Regions from separate parts of the Homo sapiens genome. Here region 1 is linked to region 2. A link is an interaction called in ENCODE POLR2A ChIA-PET data of the cell type or tissue named here. Cell type or tissue: MCF 10A. All regions are shown on one strand. Each heading gives the region's core, and the rest is flanking DNA. Links, peaks and the distances in the headings are about the cores only.

Region 1 (9,665 bases), core at 3,963-6,462, 100 kb before region 2:
TAACTCCAGATGACTTTCCAGCACATTGCTGACTCTCCCCTTTCTCTTTCCAGTCCTTTTTTTTGGGGGGAGGGGGGGCGGGGGGCTGTGTCAAAAAGGTCAGGCTAGGGGCAGGGATTTGTTTTGTATTGAAAAAGACAACCAAGGCTGAGGTAAATCTTGGCAGCCTTTTCAGAATTTAATCTGGGTGAAGCCGTGGGTTGGACATGGGGTAGGGGTATTAGGATATTGGTTCAAACTGCGAAGAACTTGGCCAGCTATACAATCTTGAGCTAATAGCTAAAAAAACTCTGACTTGAAAATTATGGTTTGTGAAAAAACATTGAGGGCATAGCCTCCTGAAAGAGGGGAGGGCTGAGTAGGAGGAACATAGTCCAGGTGGCATGATCTGTAATGAAAATTCAACTTTGCAAACCGGCGTGTGTTTGGAAATCTAATGTTTTTTTTTTTTTTTTTTTTTTTTTTTTTTTTTTTTTTTTTTTTTGGGGGGGGACCCAGCCATGCTGTGTCTTGTAGATCTCATAGCCAGTAATCTGCTGAGGTGGAGCTCTGGCCTTGGTCTCTCCTGGTAGTGAGGGGCATCTCTCATTATATAATGTTGCTCTGCTAATTAAGTCAGGAATAATGTCTATGGCATATTTAATTTCCAATTAGACTACTTTATGGATCAATTTGAATTTAATGTTAAATCTAATGTGGAAATCATTAAAAAGTTAGATCTCTAGAGAGAGGAATAGGCACTTACTCTGACTATTAAAAATAACAGTTAAGGTCATGTGTTAATACATTAAGTGTTTTTATGTGGACTGGGAAGAAATTAGTAGAGAATGCAGAACATATAGATACATAGATAGTCTGCATGCTTGTGATTTGGGGAAAATTCTGGTGTTCAGATCAAATTCTACAATGCTTATAGTAACTGCTGCAACAGATATCATTTACTGCAACTTTACTGTATGCCAGGCCCCTGGTGAGTACTTTAAATGTATTATTTAATTATCAGAACAACTCTATGAGGTGAGCATTATTACTCCCCTGTATAAATAAGGAAACTGAGGCTTGGAAGGTGAAGGTCTCATTGTCAGAAAATGGTGAAGGCAGGATTTGAATCCAAGCCAATTTCATTTCAAAATCAACTCTTGACTAGATTGAGGTGCTATGGAAGGTGCCCAATAATTGTAACCAGCAGAGCTCTGTAAGTGGTCTGAGTTTAAAGCCCATTTGCTTCTGAAGTGTTTGTTGCTGCTGATAATTTGAAGAATGGCATCAGCACTGCCATTATTGCTTTAAGGAACAGATATGGGCCCCAAGGTGCCAAGCCAAGACCCTCTCCCAGCATTCCCAGGCTAAAGGGACAGTCCTCAGAAAATGTGACTCTCTGACCATGACTTGTCTGAGGTCAGCCCCGACACTTCCTCTGGGCAACTTCTCAGAAGTTAACTCATCCAGCACCTTCAGTCTTGTGTGTACCTTGGATTTCCTTTGGACCTTGTATTCTTTATGGGTTATACTTTCTTGTATTCTTTTATTTTTCATGTTTGACTACCCTGTGTTTAGTTAGACAGAAGAATGTGGTTCTGAGTCCAGACTCTCACTTACTGCCTGGTGTATTGGACAAACCATTTAATCGTTGCTAGTTACTAGTCTCCCATGCAGTGTAGTTGTGAGGTTTCCTTGAGGACGAGTGAGTGTAGAAGCACCTGGCTCAGTGCAGGTGCAGGAAGAAAGCTTCCCTTCTTGCGTTCTTGTTCCCTCCCCTGTAGGAACAGCATCCATTTACTAATGAGATGACCAGGTTCAGGAGCACCACATTTTTTCTGGCTCTTGCGAGTGCCTACTGTTCATTTATGCAACCACTGTGTATGAGGGCACAGTATCTCCAGTCCCTGTTCTAGCAGCTGGGGTTACTTTGTGGAGTAAGAAGGATGATCTGCACACACCCCTATCCCCAGCATCCTGGAGCTGACACTATAGTGGGGAGGAGAGAAGGGGCAGGTTAATAAGCAAACAAAGAAAATAAATGCTGTATATAGTTGGATGTAGATACTCTCTGTCAGCTCACTCATTCATTCATTCACCCATTATTTCAACGAACAGTTCTAAATACACATTATGTTCCCAGCATTATGCTAAGCATGGACATGTGAAATTGGATAACGTCTGTTAGCCCAGGAATTATTTCAACAGAAAAAAAAAGTCTGGAAAATATAGATCACTCTCTTGTGTTCTTCCCTTTTGAACATCCTAACTCTTTAGGGTTAAATACTCATTTGAGCAAGTACAAGCTTCTAAATATACCCACTCCTCAAGCCCCCCGCCCCACTGTCCAGCAGGTTTTCCTGTTGATAGGACAGTGGACGTATGAGTTTGAGTGTTTGGCAGATGTTTGCATGATTCTTAGATCAGTGCTTCTCAAACATCCCTGTGCGTAAGAGTTGCCTGGGAGGCTGGTTAAATTCAGATTCAGGTGCCTCACTCCTAAATATTCTGATTCACTGGGTCTGGGTTGGTGCCAGTTGTCTGAGCTTTTAGCCTGCAGTGCAGGTGAATTGGTTGCAGGTGGTCTGTGAACCACACATGGATGAAACAGTGTCATATTCACACCAGGCTGGAAGAATGTTTAACCTCTTCAGTTTAAGGAGGAAACTATTTCCCAGGGAGTGGAGGGGCTCTGAAATTCGAAGCTACAGTGACAAGATGGGCCAGGACTTTTGAACAGAACAGATCTGGGATCTCATCCTGTCTCCACATCTCCTAAACCTGGTCATCTCCTCAGTAAATGGATGCTGTTCCTACAGGGGAGGGAAGAAGAACGCAAGAGGGGAAGACTCCTTCCTGAGTGCACACCATGCACTGAGCCAGGTGCTTCTACACTCGCTGTTCCTCAAGAAACCTCATGCAGGCAGCCTTGAATAGGTCATCCGGTAACATCCCTTTCCTCATCAGCCTGCCTTGCTAGGTGGGTAATGCTGAGAGATATGGTTGGAAAGACCCAGGCAGAGTATAGGATAGAGACTCTAGGGCTAGGTTTTGGTCCATGCTAAAAAATAACATACAAATTGGTTTCCCAAATTCCTGATGGATTATTTGAATGTGAGTTGAGTCGCTGCATATATACCCTGTGATTTCTCTCTCTTTCTTTTTTTTTTTTTTTCACAAAAATACACTATAACCGCAAAAAAGACAGTCAAACAAAAGAGGGAAAAAATTCATCCAGAACTAGCTCAGTACCCTAACACAACTGTTTTCATTTTAACTTTTAGCCCTTGTCTGTATGCAGGCATGTTTCTCTGTATCTGTAATCATATGTAGGCTCAATTTTGTATTCTGCTCTTTTCAGTAAACCTTAAGTAAATGCTTTCCAAATGGTTATGTAGTCTTCAAGATGATTTTTAATGATCTTACAATCTATCATCCCACAGGCTGAATTTACTTAACCATTCATCTACTGTTGGACATCTAGATTTTTTTTTTTCTGTAGTTCTGTGCTATTATAAGTAATACTTTGGGATATGGCCTTGTGCTTATTGTGGATTTTTTCCTTAGGGTGAATTCCCAGGAGCAGGATTTCTGGGTTAAAGGGCACAATTATTTTTTTGGCTCTCAATGGATATTGCTAAATTGCTTTCCAAAAGGGTTGTACCAGTTTATGATGCCACCAGCAGTGCGTGAAGGTACCAATTTCAGCATCTTGGCTTGCACTAGATAGTATAATTTTTACAAAAGTTTGGCTCAATGGTGCACATCGTTTAATTGATATTTCTTGGATTATGACAAGGTTGAGTATGGCTTTACTTACTATGTTTTGAGATTTTACTTAGTATTTTTGTTTTCTTACAGTCAGGACCTAGCTGTGGTTGAGGTCAGATTTTCTGTGTAGAGCTTTTCAGACTCTTGAATTTTACAGCGAAAAAACAAACCAAACTAACAAAAACCAAACCCAGAATTCATCTGTAAAATAAATACTTTGGACATATTTTGTGGTTGGATTAACTGTTCGTGATTTTAACTTCCTTATAGGTCATAAGTTAATAGGGCGGTATTTGGAGAGTAGCGGGGCTTTTCCTCTTCTCCTTAGATTCTCCTTTGTTCTTTCCCTCTACCATCCCCCCATTTCCTGTTTCCCTCCTCCCCTGTAAGCCCTGTTGTTGTCTTTTTGGAGATAAAACATAAAAGGATCAGCTTTTAGTCATGCTCCTTCAACTTATAAAATGTAGGTTGCCTAAATTATGTAGTACAGAGTGAGGATAAAGAAAATCACAGTATTGTAACACATTGCCTGTAACTGCTTTGCAAAAGCAAACGTCTCCCACGAAATCTTAGAAAGGTGTGTTTGAGGGTGTAATCTTGGCTTGTGGTGCAAGGGAGCCCAACTTGTTTTTCAAGTTGGTCTTGAATAAGTTTGTTCTTTCTGGAATGCTCGCCATCCTCAGTATGACAGAGTTCGCTTGATGACAAACTCTTTTACTCTCCTATACATACCATGGCCACTGAACTGGTTTGTTTATTTGCCTGGGGTAAATGATTGAAACACATTCCCCTTTGCAGTGGTGCTCAGCATTTGATAGATGATTCTTATTCCCCAGGCTCCTTCATGGTGATGCCAAGCCCAAGTCTAGCCTTCCAGTGGCCCCTGAGGCCACACTGTCCCCTCCGCAACAAACACTGAGAAAGACACACACTCTCTTGGGTGTGCACGTAGTTTATTGAGCTCGTGGGCTCTCCGTAATGCTGCCCCACTATGCGCATAGTAGGAGAATCCGATATTGGCAGAATAACTGGGTCTATGTACATAAAGTAGAATGATCGAGGCTCGATTTCAATTTAATTTGTTAATGAAACAAGATGGATCACATTTTCCCTTCCCGCACACCTCTCGGGCTGTTTGAGATGAGGCACAATTAATTTATTTGTACTGTCTGTGGAGGCGTATGCCAGCTAATGTAGTGCAAGAGCTTTTATCTTTATGTTTGTAATGAAGAGGGGCAGGCCGCTGGCAAATTGACAAGGAGTGCTGATGACTCATCCTCTGAATGCGAGTGCTTTCTTCTGAAATCATAAAATGCGCGTGCACACGCAAGCCTAGTTCCTGTTTGAAATGGACAGAACCCCTTTGGGAAAGTTCAGGTGCCTTTGAAACACTGCAGGGGAAAGAACAGGCCAGTGAGGCTGTTTCTCCGGCTCCCTGGCCTGTCTTGAGGGCAGAACCTCCTGCTCAGTGGGGGCCCTACTCTGGGATGGGAATTCCCATCCTCTCCCTGCCCTCTCCTCCTCGCCCCTCCTTTCCTTGGAAGGCTGGCTCCTTTGTACTGGTCTTTTGTGCTCCAGTAGGCAGCCTTCCCCACCTGCCAGGCCAGGTGCCTGGTTCACCTGGCGAGGCCTGTGCTTCCGGGGCTGCTCCCTAACCTTGATCCTGGGCAGTGCCCTGGGGCTTTGCTTTATGAGGCTGTGGATTCTGGGGCCTGGTTGATTTTAGCCTGGGAGTACACATGGGATTCCTCTGGCCTTTGCTTGAGTTCCCCAGGCCTGGGCTTGGTGGTGGCTGTGTTGTCACTCTGTTGATATGCCTCAGAAGAAATAGTTTACACAGTAACTAAAGTTGGTTTGGCCCTTTACAGTGTGTAAGGCTTTCTGGCATTAAAACAACTCTGAATTGGATATATTGTTACCCCACTTTATGGATGAGGAAATCGAGGTGCACAGAGGTTAAATGGAATGTCCATGATCAAGCAGCTAGCCGGTGGAAAGGTAGTGGGGACAAAACCTTGGACTTTAGAGTCTAAAACCTGACCTTACAATTTCTTTATAACATTCATTCATTAAGGACAAAATGAAACTTTTTCTGCATAAGAAATATATAAATTCTCTTCAAGAGTCATGTGAGAGTTTGACAGCGGACTAGAGTGACTATGGTTAACAACAACGTATTGTGTATTTCAAAGTAACTAAAAGAAAGGACTTGAATTGTTCCCAACACATAATAATGATAAATGCTCAGTGTGATGGATACCTTAAATTCCCTGACTTGATCATTACATATTCCATGCATGTAACAAAATATCACATGCACCTCATAAATACGTAAAGTATTACGTATCAGTTAAAAAAAAAATTAAAAAATATGTGAGTGAATATACAGATTTCTGTAGTTCAGTAGAATAACAGGAAATTCACAGGATGCTTTCTGGAGACTTAAAAGCAAAATGTTTGCAGTGGTCTGAGAAAGAAACCCTGAAGATTGTGGTCTAAGAAGTTTTCCTTCCTGTGTCAGATGCCTGGTCGAGCTGGTTGTACAGGAAGGCTAAGTGCATATGTCCCAGTCAGTCCTGTCACCCGGGTGTAAGCAACACAAATCACTGTGCATGGTTTTATTGAATTTCAGAGCCAGAAGGAACCATGGAGATTTTACAAATGAGGAAACTATGGCCTAGAGTGAGAGATTTTGTGTTGGGAAGAATTCCATTCATTTACCCAACCATCCTTCCACGCGTCCAACAAATATTTATTGAGCCAGTTTTGGGCTGGGAGATAAGGCTTAGGCTGTGAATGAAACAGGCACAGTCCTGTCTTCAAGGAACATAAAATAGCAGATGACACGGCTGAGCAGGAATGAGCATGGCATGGTAAGGGCAGTGATGAGTGAAGTCAGGGTAGCTTGAGGCACATAGGTGGGGCACATAACTATTGGAGTGGGAGAAGGTAGTTAGGGAAGGTTTCCTTGAAAGAGTGGTACCTCTGGTGAGACTTGAAGGATGTTGCTGAATGTCATTCTAAAAATGGAGAGGCTGTGTTGGCTGAGAATTGGGACGTCATAATTCTCAAATCCAACTGAAGTTGGTAAAAGGTTGTATGTGCTTGGAGACCGCAGATACTAGGCTCTGAGACTTAAATGCATGTAAGAAGTGGTTGCTCTAGGCCTGTGCTGTGCACTGGGGGAGTCACCAACCTTGTGCGCTATTCAGCACTAGGAAGGTGGCTAATCTGGGTTGGGATGTGTCATAAGTAAACAATGACCACTGAATTTCAAAGACTTAGTATGGGGGGAAAAAAAGTAAAACACATCATGAACAATTTTGGGCTGGGCACGGTGGCTCATGTCTATAATTCCAGCTCTTTGGGAGGCTGAGGCTGGCCAATTGCTTGAGCCCAGCAGGGGCAACATGGCGAAACCTCATCTCTACAAAAAATACAAAAATTAACCAGGCGTGGTGGCATGCGCCTGTAGTCCCAGCTACTTGGGAGGCTGAGCCTGGGGAGGTTGAGGCTACAGTGAGCTGAGATTGCTCCGCTGCATTACAGCCTGGGTGACAGAGTGAGACTCTGTTTCAAAAAACAAATGTATAATTTTGTTTATATTGATTATAAGTTGGATAATTTTTGGATGTGTTGAGTTAATAAGTTATTGAAATTAATTTCACCTGTTTCTTTTTATGTCTGAGAATGAGTCAGCTGGGTGTGGTGGCTCACAACTGTAATCCCAGCACTTTGGGAGCCTGAGGCGGGCAGATCACTTGAGGTCAGGAGTTCAAGACCAGCCAGGTCAACATGGTGAAACCCCGTCTCTACTAAAAATACAAAAATCAGCTGGACGTGGTGGTGCACGCCTGTAGTCCCAGCTACTTGGGAAGCTGAGGCAGGAGAATTGCTTGAACCTGGGAGGCGGAGGTTGCAGTGAGCCGAGATGGCACCATTGCACTCCAGCCTGGCGACAGAAACAAAAACAACAACAAAAAATGAGTCTACTAGAAACTGTAAAATGACAACTGTGGTTCACATTATAGTTCTGTGGGTGGGGATGCTGGATGGAGAGACTGACGCAGGAGAGGCAGCTCCATTGTTGGAGTGAGGGGGTTTTAGAATGAAGAGCTGTGAATCGGGTCCTGTGGGCCCTGGGGCATAGTCTGTGGTAGGCGCTTCGCATCTCTGAACCTTGCTGCCCTGTTTCTGACATCCCCTTAACTAACACCCATCCCACAGTGGGGACTGAGGATAAAGTCAGAATGCCTAGGAAAAGCATTTTTTAAAAATATTAAGTATGAAGCCATTGTGATCCATGGTTCTCTTTGTAATAAAAATTTGGGATTAAGGCCATATATACCATACTCTGTACTGTATACCGATAGTTCAAAAGACAGACAAGAAACCTGGCCAGTTATAAAATAGAAGGTCGAAGTGTGGGAAATGCATTCAGCACAGAATGAATTACAGAGTGGGAGTGGATCTGTGTGAGATGCCGTAGATAAGAAAATTCCTTTTCTGTTGCACTTGGCTTGCTCTACTCTAGGAATTCCCTCACCCTTACATGCAAGTTTGTATCCAGGCTTTCATAGTCCTTGTTCCTTGTTTTGTTTAGTCTCCAAAGGCCAACAAGGAATATCCATATCTTTTTTTTTTTAAATCTTCAAGTATTTCATATTGTATTCCTGAAACTCCACACTCATTAAATGCTTGAATGAATTGCCATTATACCACTGTTTCCTGAAAACCTGGGTGTGTCAGGCATCTGCTGGGCTGGTAGGATGATGATGGGCAGGACACAGCCCCTGCCCTCAAGGTGCTCTCAGTTGGGAATGAGACAGAATGCAGTGTGACCAAGCCGTAGTAGAGGTGAGCCTGAGGACTGTGGGAGACCTGAATAGTGTTCCTAACTGCTAAACGTGATTTAAAGGATGACTGAGTTAAAGACAGCAAAGGAGGGAGCTAAGGGACAGTTGTAGCTGCCTGGAGTGCACTCTGTTGTGATTCTCTTTTGGTCAGTGAGACTGTGGATCTGAGTTTGCATAGGATCCTGCCAGTCCCCAGGGGTCTCTAACACCGTGGCAACATTCGATATTAATGTTGCACCTGTATATTAGTTACACTTTTCATTGCTGGTTTATGTACTTCAAAGGTGTAGCACACAGATAGCCCTCCCTGATAGAGAATGACCCCGGTTAGTTGGAAGGCTCTCAGAGGACCAGTGGGGCAGAGACAATTCGGCAGCACTGAGCAGGGGGTATCTGAGGGGTATAAGGTAGCTGTGACCTGGCATAGAGTTGGCAGGCAGACAGTCATTTCAGTGGGAGATAGCATCTGATACTCATCCCTTCGGGCTAGTCTTGTAATAGCGGCAGATAAATAAGCTGCCTCCAGTGTGTTTCCAGAATATCTCTGTCTGCAAAATGTCTTTGAGGAGATGTTTGACTTGCAAGCCTGTGGTTGATAAAATAAATACATTTTAAAAATGTAAACCTCTCTGAAAGAGGTTTTAGTCTTTTCTCTCCCCAGGGAAAAATAAGGCCCTTCTTTAACCTCTTTTCTTCCCTAAGTGTAGAATTCTTGCCATGCTTTATAAGAAAAAACATTTTTTGGAATGTAGCACCTGTAGAAATATAAAGGGGTTGTGCCCAAACCATTGGACCATGGCTATTGTGTGGGTGGTTTCTTGGATGTTTTGTGAAGAGGTATCAGCCCTGACACCTGCAAAGCTGGAGGAGCTGGACTTTAGAAGTGCTTACATTGTTTTTAGCTGAATTCTGAGGGCAGGCAGCTGTAATGAGTGATTCTCTCTAATATTAGAGGAGCCTTGCCATTCAGTGACATCTGCTAGAACAGGACTTGGTGCCTGGAAAAGTACCTCACACAATGTAGGAACTTCATATATAGTTATTGAATGAGTGGATAAC
Region 2 (9,665 bases), core at 2,838-5,337:
GGCCATTACCAGTTTACTCCTAGCTGGGTGATGGGGGTGAGGGTTGGGGCCAGATTGCTAGAGCCCCATTCCTGCCAGTTCCTCCCAGTCCTGAACTCTGGGGTGAGTAGAAGGTAGAGAGGGTTGATGGGGCCGGGCTCCTGGCCTGGCAGAACCGTGCTGACCTGGAGCCTGTTCGGAAGCTGGCAGTGATTGCAGTCTCTCCCGGACTGTTGCTGCCCTTGTTTGCCCTCCCTTCTGTTTCCTTCTCTCTACTTCGAGCATTCATTACATGAGATGGTGCTGTTTTTTCATATATTTGTTATGAGTAATTTTATCTTTCATCTATTAGATGACATTTTTGATTCTGTTCTTAATTTAAAACACACACTCATTTTTTAAAGTTTCTAAGTACGTTTTTTATTTGTATGTGATCATGGTTCATCAGTATAAGAAAATATTTAGCCAGTTCTGTTTCGTAAAGTCTTCAAGAAAGATAATAGCTTGGGTGGACTGCTTCTTCATGCACTTTATTAATGTGGCTTCCTGTTAAGATCTGAAGCCAGGCAGAGATGTCCACTTTTGCTACTTATATTTAAAATTGTACTGCAGGTTCAGAAATCAAAGGCATCCGGATTGGGAAGAAAGAAAGAAAACTCTCTTTATTTTCAGATGAATTGAGCCTGTACTAGAAAACCTAAAGGAACACATGCCCAATCCCGATTCCCCCAAAGTACGAACCGACTAATGAGTTCAGCAACCTTACAGGATAAAAGATTAGTATACAAAAATCAATTGTATTTTTACATACTAGCACCAAGCAATCTGAAACCCACATTATGAACACAATTCTGAGGAATAAATTTAATAAAATCAGTGCAAGACTAGTTTATTGCTAAATGAGAGTTATCCCATGTTCATGGATTGGAAGACTCAATATTGTTAAATCTTCCTAAAATGATTTGTAGATTCAGTGCAATCCTTATACAATTTTAGTATGCATCTTTTTAAAAAAAATTGTCAAGCTGTTTCTAACAGTATAGAAATGTAGATGACCTAGAATAAACAAAACAATTCGGAAAGGGAAGAAAAAAAGATTAGGGGTCTTATATTTCTTAGTTTCAAAACTTACTACAAAGCTATACTATTCAAATCAGTGTGTTACTGGTGTAAGGATAGACAGTGGTGTAAGCATAGATAATGGTACAGAATTGAGAGTCTAGAAATAAACCATTACATTATTGTCAATTGATTTCTCTACAGAGGTACCAAAGCAATTCAAAAGCAATTCAATTCAATAGTCTTTTCAATGAATAGTGCTAGGACAATTGGATATCCACATGCAAAAAAGGTAAATTTAAATTCTTACCGCACACGGTACATAGAATTTAACTCAAAATGGATCCTAGGCTAAAGTGTAGAAGGTTAAGCTAAATCTTTTAGCACAACATAATAAAAAGTCTTCATGACCTTGAGTTAGGCAAAGAGTTCTTAGATATTAAACTGGAAGCACAGCATGTCAAATTACTTTTCGAGAAGGTTTGCTAGCTCATTCAGTGGGTGAAAATGGGTGAAAAGTGAGCACATTATTTAACTATATTCTCTTGTTCCTAGTTAGGTTGAACATATTTTTACTTACCACTCAAAAATATTACCACTTTCTGGGCTCTTGTAGGTCTCTGTCACATCTTCGAACTCACCAAACCTTTCAGGAGAAAATAGTTCCTTGGAGAAGTACATAAAGTTGTGGGACTTTGTACCTTGGATTACACTTTCCCTGTCAACTCTGGGTCCTCCATAGTGGGGAATCCATAGTGGTTTTTGTCCTGCAAATAAAACAGTGTGACTAAGTAATTTTCCAGAAATGAACAGCAGAGTGGGAAATAGACATAAGTGAGAGTAATATAACAATCACGGTGTGATAAATTAGCATGGGATTTGAAATCAACCTGTTTGGGTTCAAATCATGGTTCACCTCTTACCGGTTTTGCAAACCTTGGGTCAGTTACTTAACTCCATCAAATCCTTCACTTCATCTGCAAAATAGAGATAAGAAAATTCCTTTTCTCTTAGTGTTGCTTTGAGCATCAAATGAAAAAATGTGTGTAAATGTTTAGTGCTTTGTACCTAGCATATAGGAACCCATTATTAAGTAATATTACAGTTTGGATTTCAGACCTGTGAGCTTAGGGCTCAGACTCTAGAGGTTCCTGAACTAGGTTTTCCTAGGCATTGCATGTAGAGTCTTATCTTAAAAAAGTTTTAATTGAAAGATTGGCAGCAAATTCTTCTTGTCACTTCAGACATGATTTCCTTTGGGGCTCTTGTACTCCCATGGTTTGAATTCATAGAGTAACTCAAGGGCAATAGGGAATTCCTCTCAACTCTCTGTCTCCAAGAATACCTCTGGGTGCTGGAGAGATGCCACTTATCAATTCTGTTGTTATTGTTTTTAGGGCTGTAAGCCTTCTGGATAGAACTCAGTGGATTTTCCTGAGTAGTGAAGAATTAAGTGAGATGAGGGAAAAGCATTGAGAGTAATTATCAGCAGTGGACTATGCCTGAGTTTTTGTTAGCCCTGAACTTACATATCCTGACTTTACTAGTCCATGAGTTCTTCATAGTCAGGAACTGTACCTTTTAATTCTCTGCATCTCCTAGGGGCTTTCTCAGTGCTAAGCAAATAGTAAATATTCATGAGATACTGGGATTGTGCCCAGCATTTTCTGAGTTTTCAAATAGATGAAGTTATAGAATCATATTCATATCAAAGGAAGTTCCTGTGTATAATCTCATTTCATTCTGTCAACAACCCTAGGCTTGGGGTGGGTGTGTTGGTGTGGATGAGAACACTTAGTATCCCTATTTTACAAGTAGGAAAAGTAAGACCCAGATAAGTTAATGACTTGCTAAAAATGATACAGCTCTTGAGAGACAGCAGACATTTGAATCCCATCTACTGATTCTAGGTCCTATGGTCATTCCTTTGCTTTATGTTGCCTGTTTTGCAGACTGTCAAACGCATCAGACACTTCCAGTGGTTTTTCAGTGGGTTTTTGTCCTAGTGACAGTCCACACATCCTGCTCTCCTATTATCACATTTGCAGGAGGAAGTGAGACATCTTTTGACACTGGTGATATGGGAGAAGGAGAAAAATCCTAGAATCAAAGATACTTACTCCTTGCTTCCCTCTACTCATACTCTCTGGAAAGAAACGTTTAGGGACTTCTTGTGTTGTGCCTGTTGTGCCAGGACAGCTCAAATGGATGCTTTTGTCACAGCCCCTCCACCTTTAGCAGAAGTTGTTGTATTCCTAGCCAATGCAAAAATAAACAAGTGAGGGAAAATGACATTTCCTGGTAATGGAAAGTAGCAGTTGGTGAGACTTTAGACAAGAAGCGGGTGTTCCAGCCAATGAGCAGTGACCACAGTGGAGCTAGTTGTCGGTTTACTTGGCTGAAGAATATGTTTGCCTGCATCCTGATTGTCAATAAAGACGTTTAAAAACCCCAGCTTGACTCTGGCGGGCTGAGGGTGCTGCCGTGCCACTGCTGCAGGATGGAGCTCTCTTCCTGGTGGAGACTTGATTCACAAGGACGCTAATTATTCATTCTTCCTCCGTGCAGCCCGCTGAAACAATTGCTGTGCTTGTTCGGTGCACAGTGTGGCGTCGGACAGTCAGGCCTTTTTATGTAACTGATGGCGCTGTATGTTCATATTGTTCTTTATGTACTTATTTTATAGCTTATGCAGCAGACATTCGAGTCAATTAGCTTCTTGTCTTGCAAACTGGGCACTGCTGTTCTAGAACCAAGTTAGAAGGGTGTGTTGAGGGCGACCCGGGCAGACCTCTCTCCTTTCTTTTTGTGCTGTGTGGGTTGGTTTCAAGTTACAGCATTTTTATTGGCTCTTGTTTGCTGAACCTTGGTTTCAAAAGCTGATGTTTGAGTTGAATTTCTTAAAGATACAGCTTTTGTTTTCACAAAACTGAAGTCAGGCAATATGCATAGCCCTTGGGAGTGTGGGTTTTTTTTTTTTTTAACTGAGTGATTTTTTTTTTTTTTAAATGGTACCTATTAACCAAAAAATCTAAGCGAATGGTTTCCTAACTCACTTTTCCTTAACTGGCGTCAGCATGGAGTCCTTGTTTCTTATTGATTTGCATTTTTTTTTTTTTCTGTATAGCCTTACTCCTGACTCTTTTGTCCTGAATTTTTTTTTTTTTTACCCCGTATTTCTTGAAACCTGCCTGTTTTGGGGACAAGTTGGAGTTTAAATAAATTAGTTAAATTCTGTTGTGTATATTTCTGCAGATGATAATGTTTATGAAGCATAGATTCACTGTTTTGTGAGGATTTTTAAATATCGGAAAGAAAATTTCCTGCTTCCTCTTTCCATCTCCTTTTCTGTGGTTTTAGCCCCCTCGCCCTTAAGAGCCATCGGTTTGTTATTGCTGATTGAGGTAGTGGTGGTGGAAGCAGAGGCTCTGATCCAGAGAAACTCCCCAAGACGGAAGTGCAGCAGGCAGGATTTTTATCCAGCGGATTTTGACCCAGTAGACCCTAAAGAAGGTGCATGACAGAGACTCATATTTACCATACCATTGAATTCTCAGAGCTTTCCGTGGTGGCTGGCCCAAGGCAATTGTTCAAAACATACGTGAGAGAATGAATGAACAAATGACCTTGCCTACCAAACGTCTCCCTCCCTCTGTGTAAGCATCCCTTAAACTCTCCCAACCCAGGTGGCCTTGACATATCCCATGCTCACCCAGGACCCTGAAGTATGCCTCGGAGCAACTGGTTTCTCCTGACCAGTTAGTGTCAACTGAGACTAATGCAGAAAACATTGCTTACCCTAATGTTTGCCTTTAGAAGTAAAATCCAAACTGAAGGAAAGGACCTTGAATTTGTTTTTTATTCTTGCTGACTTGGAACATTGATAATGCTCATACTGATCCTCTGGCTAAACATTTTTCTTCCTTTATCCATGTATTTATTGAGCTCTCCACTGTTAGCATGAAAGGTGGAGAAGCAGGAATACATGGTGTGTGCTTCTGCTAGCCTTTTACTGTCCAGTTGTAGAGAGTAGGCCCAGTGAACTCAGTCAGGTGTTTATAAGATTGAGCAATTGAGCAGTTGCTGTATCCTGAAGACTGTATCTGGTGCTTTACTCTTGTATAATTCTTGAGACAGGAATACCTGGGTGTTGGCATCAAGGGGCTGTTGAGGCCATCTTTATTTCTCCATAACACCCAGCACAAGACATTTACATGTATGGGTTGGGTAGGGTAGGAGTTCATAGCTGTCCATAGAGCAGGGCAGGGACATTTCTGAGAAGGTCAGAGAGGTTTGATGAGGTGATTTTCCTGAGCTGGGCCTTGGGAGTGGAGAGATAGAGGGAGAACAGGTGCATGGACACAGAGGCCAGAAGGGCATCAGACAAAGGACCCCTGGGGCTGTGGGAAAGCCCCCGAGCCATTGGGAAATAGAGGAGCTTAGCCTTGCTAAGAGGAGAGAATTCAGAGAGCCATGAGGTGATTGAGGTTTCAAAGACCAAATAAACAAAGGAAGACAGCATCTTGGGGAGTGGGCAAGACCATGCCTCACCTGGCAGGTGAGGTCAGAGGATACCTGACCTACGAAGATCCACAAAGGCTGGCAGTGGGGGGCATCCCAGTGGACAGTGTTGTGATGAGCAAGGGGCCCAGAAGTAGGAAGACTTAAGGAGTCCTAGGCCTTAAGGAAGACTCAACCCAAACCTGGCTACCTCTTTAGGCAGCTTGAGTCTTGGCCTCTCCTACCAGCTCCTGAAGGGTAGCTTCATGTTACATCTGGCTGCAGAGACCCTCCTTTTTAGAAGCAGGCAGGGAGTGGTGCCCAGGCTCTCAGGACCTCCTCTTGTCTGGGAGACTGCAGCCTCCCCACACGACACAGCCCAGCCCCTTTGTTCTTGAGTGCCTGCTGCTCACGTGGTCTTAATAAACAAAATCTAGAACGTGCTCATCCTTTAAAAAAATCTGTTAGCCTGGTTAACGTGTATATAATATGTATAAATATATGTATATACACTAATTATATATAAATTATATTTTGTGTCAGTTATATTTGCAATCACACACACACACATGCACGCACACGCACATGCACATGCACATGCACATTCACATTGTAATTCCTATTTAAAGGGAAAAACGAGCCAGTTTTTTAAAGGGAAAAAACAAGCAAAAGGTGTAGGGAGAGGGAGACACCCATCTCTGCCCCCATCCGCTGATTCTCTTCCCTTTTCTATCCTCCCTCTGGCTGGGTTTACGGACAGGCCCTTCTTCCTCCTGCCCTTCATCTGCCGCAGGACCTCAGTGCTGGTGATGGTGAGCCCATGACCCTCCTTCTCTCTTGTTCTCTGCTCTTGTGGAGGCTAGTTCCAGCCGTTCAGTTCCACTGAAGCAACTGCTTTGGCAGACGAAGCTCTCTCTGCCTGAAATTTCTTACTTTCTTCCTTCTTTGGTTCCCATTTCACCACTCCATGGTTCCTCCTCCAGGAAGCCTTCCTTGTCTGGTTTTCTTCCTTCTAACTCTCCCCAGCCCTGTCTAAATCTTACCCTTCTTCAGAGCCCATCTCAAATTTTGTTTCTTCCATGAATTCTTTCCTATAGAGCTTGTCCTTCTCCTGCCCCCTCTGCCAGCTGAGGGCTTTCTTCTTTCCCTGAATTCCCCCAGTGCCCTGAGCTGATCTTAGATCTGCCTTGTTTGCCATTAATTGAGGAGTACATATTCCCCCCAAACTCCTTGAGGGCAGATGCTCTGCCTTATTGTCTTTGTGTCTTAAAAATCTTGCTCTTGTATAGTCAAGAAATTATTGTTTGAAATGGTTTTTAAAAATAGGGTTCTAGAGGTGTTTTTGTTGTTGTTGTTGTGTTTTTTGTTTGTTTGTTTTACCAAAGGAAAATATTCCACCTGGCTGATATAGTGAGACCTTATCTCTACAAACAATTTTAAAAATTAGCCAAGTGTGGTGACGTGTGCCTGTAGTCCCAGCTACTCAGGAGGCTGAGGTGGGAGGATTACTTGAGCCTGGGTGGCAGAGGTTGCAACAAGCCGAGATCATCATGCTGCTGTACTCTAGCCTGGTGACAGAGTGAGACGCTGTCTCAAAAAAAAAAAAAAAATGTAGAGTCTCAGTTTGCCTATAATATTTATATTGCACAATAATACATTTACTTATTTTTTACTTATTGAAATATGCCACTTGTTTTTAAATAGCATGTAAGATGCAGATATTTGCACTTTTAATTGATATGCCAGGCAGGAGATTTACTGCTCTCAACAGGTATTAAGAGGTAGGAAAGCTGCCCCCCGGCAAGTTTCTTAGCACTGTGGAACTGATCCTAGTGCCATGGTGAGTAAGTGGCAGACCTCAGATTCACACCACGTCTCTGACTCCCAATAAACCACACTGTCCCCCCACCCCCAACCCTCATGGTGATTAAAATGATTACTATGTACACACAAAATATATTAGGTTACAGGTTTTTTGTTTACAATTCTAAGCTTCTAAGCTCTGTTCATTTGTATCTTCATAATTTGGGGGCCTATGAAGGATTGTTTATCCCTAAATTGAAAGCAAGCAAACTAACAAAAAATGAGATCAAACATTGTCAGAGACGGTTGTTCAGTTAATCCAAGCATTCAACAAGGGTTATAAATACGGCATAGAAGACTAGGGGGAAAAATCCAAGTTTTTGATAAATTGTCCTCAAAGCTAAACTGTTTCTTAGCAAAGTGAGAAAAGGCATAATGTTCCCAAGACCAAATTTAATCTATACATTCTTGGTAAGACCTTATTTTTCTCCTCTTTCCATTAAGTTTAAGGTTTCCTTCTGCTTCTTGCACTAATCATTAATAACTATACTGTTGTCACAGCTCAAAACTTTCCTATTGACACTTCAGTCATTTTTAAAGATCTTGAATGTTCAACCTCTATGAAGCTAACCTTTTGCACTCTATTAAAATTTAAGAACCATTTGATTCTCAGTGAATGCCCCAGCTACTGGATCATGAAAGCATTACCTTGTGCCAAGGGCATGATGCAGAACACTCATTCCTTTTTAACAAATAAGAAGAAGTTTGACTTTTCATTTACACATCCTGCCAATTGCTAACAAGTTTCCATCTCGTTCAAACACCAGATTGATCCTAAGAAATTGAAAATATTGATTTAACCCTCTGTCTGATTTGTACTGCAGGCACCTGCTAGTGCAGTCTTAGCACATTACAATTGCTTGGCTGTAATTCCTCAGGGGACCACTAATAACTACCACATCTGTCTTTTCATCTTCCGAAATTATGCTAGCAGTTGTCCAAGTCAATTGTGATTCATTTGATACTGCTCTCCTTCAAGACATATTGCAACCAAATAGACTTGCTCACCAGTAATATATCTGATGACATAGTTAGTTCTTGTTAATTGACAGAATGATTCAGGCTTTTATGGATGGCATTAATTGGTCCCTTGTGTCCATGCAATAATTGACCAGACAGAGAAGGCAGCATTTTCTTTCACCAAGTCAGGAGAGTTTTGAGGTGAGATAAATGTAGTAAGGATGACAAAATGTCTATATTTTTAATCAAGACTTTATCAATGAGTTGAAAAAAGAAGATTTGGGGGGAATTCAGATCATCTTAATTATGAACATTGCATTGCAGCCTGCAGAGATGTGCTGAAATGCAGGTCTGCCTTCTCTTTGGCCTCCTTGTGCTGAATATTTTAATGCAGGGTACAACATGAATCTAATATATGCAAAGCAGAAGAGTGCTGTACCTGAACTAAGATAATGAAAAAGGAGAACTATAAGTAGCTTTGTTTTTCTTTTGACATTCATCATTAGTGACCCAATAGACTGGGCATGTAAAATCTGAAAATGTGGAATTTGCATTACCTCCTGCTTGCTGAGAGAGCCAGAACGTTAGTTACATTTACTCCTGTTGCCATGCTACTAAAAAAAAAAGCGTTGGTTCCTTTTTTCCTACAGGATAAAGTTTTCATATATAACAATTTTCACAAACTGCCTCCACCATTTATTCTTCCTTCCCATTTGGTCACACAGAATTAATATTTCCAAGTTATGGTACCATTTTGTCCCTTTTTTGTACTTAGTATGCTCTTTCTTTAATTAGTCATTTTATAGATTCCCACTCATTCTTCAAGAATCCCATAGGTGCCTCCCGAATTTCTCAAACCAAATTAGCTGCCCCCTCCTTGTGTTTACTCATTTGGTTGCTTATTTCCCCAACTAGACCTTGAGCTTGCCTTGGGCGTGGGCTGTGTCTGTTTGCTTGACACAGGCAGTTATGTAAGGACTTAATAAATGTTTATGGAATTGAGTTGCAATTGTTGCATTTTGAGGAATGAGAATTTAAGATTTGAATCCGAGAGAGATGACTTGGATCAAACTAGATGTCAAGCAACCTGTACTTCCAATGTGAATAAGTGGCTGACGACCAGCCCTGGGGAATAATTATAATTTGGTGTAAAACAAACCATTTGAGGTGTGGAAGATGAATTAGTCAGTTGACGTTTGTAGAGGGGAGGGTGAGATATGAGTTATGTGGAATAGATTTTCTGGTGTTTGATTTACTTAGACTATTCTTTTTAAATCATTTGTCACATAGGATAGACAGTGGCT

The links. ChIA-PET counts read pairs that join two places held together with the same protein. Peaks named below come from ENCODE experiments on the same cell type or tissue, not always from the same donor. Only the 100,000 strongest peaks of a DNase experiment are listed, where the experiment ranks them.
Region 1: POLR2A ChIA-PET joins it to region 2 with 5 read pairs; 7 of 35 experiments call an interaction of 5 or more read pairs at or near these places.

What each region holds. Positions count from the first base shown.
Region 1 is chr11:12,719,511-12,729,175 of GRCh38, forward strand. The region is part of intron 2 of TEAD1 (TEA domain transcription factor 1); the gene reads left to right. Among named protein-coding and RNA genes, the nearest start is that of TEAD1, 50 kb to the left of the region's middle. RefSeq lists a silencer at 6,152-6,446. In MCF 10A, for the core only: no CTCF peak of the experiment used is centred there; a DNase peak (open chromatin) is centred at 5,031.
Region 2 is chr11:12,824,649-12,834,313 of GRCh38, forward strand. All of the region lies in intron 3 of TEAD1 (TEA domain transcription factor 1), which reads left to right. It overlaps LOC107984313 (a long non-coding RNA gene), which reads right to left. Exons shown (of 2, transcript XR_001748136.3): 1 at 3,159-9,665; 2 at 616-2,015. Among named protein-coding and RNA genes, the nearest start is that of TEAD1-AS1, 93 kb to the right of the region's middle. RefSeq lists an enhancer at 3,673-4,311. In MCF 10A, for the core only: no CTCF peak of the experiment used is centred there; a DNase peak (open chromatin) is centred at 3,863.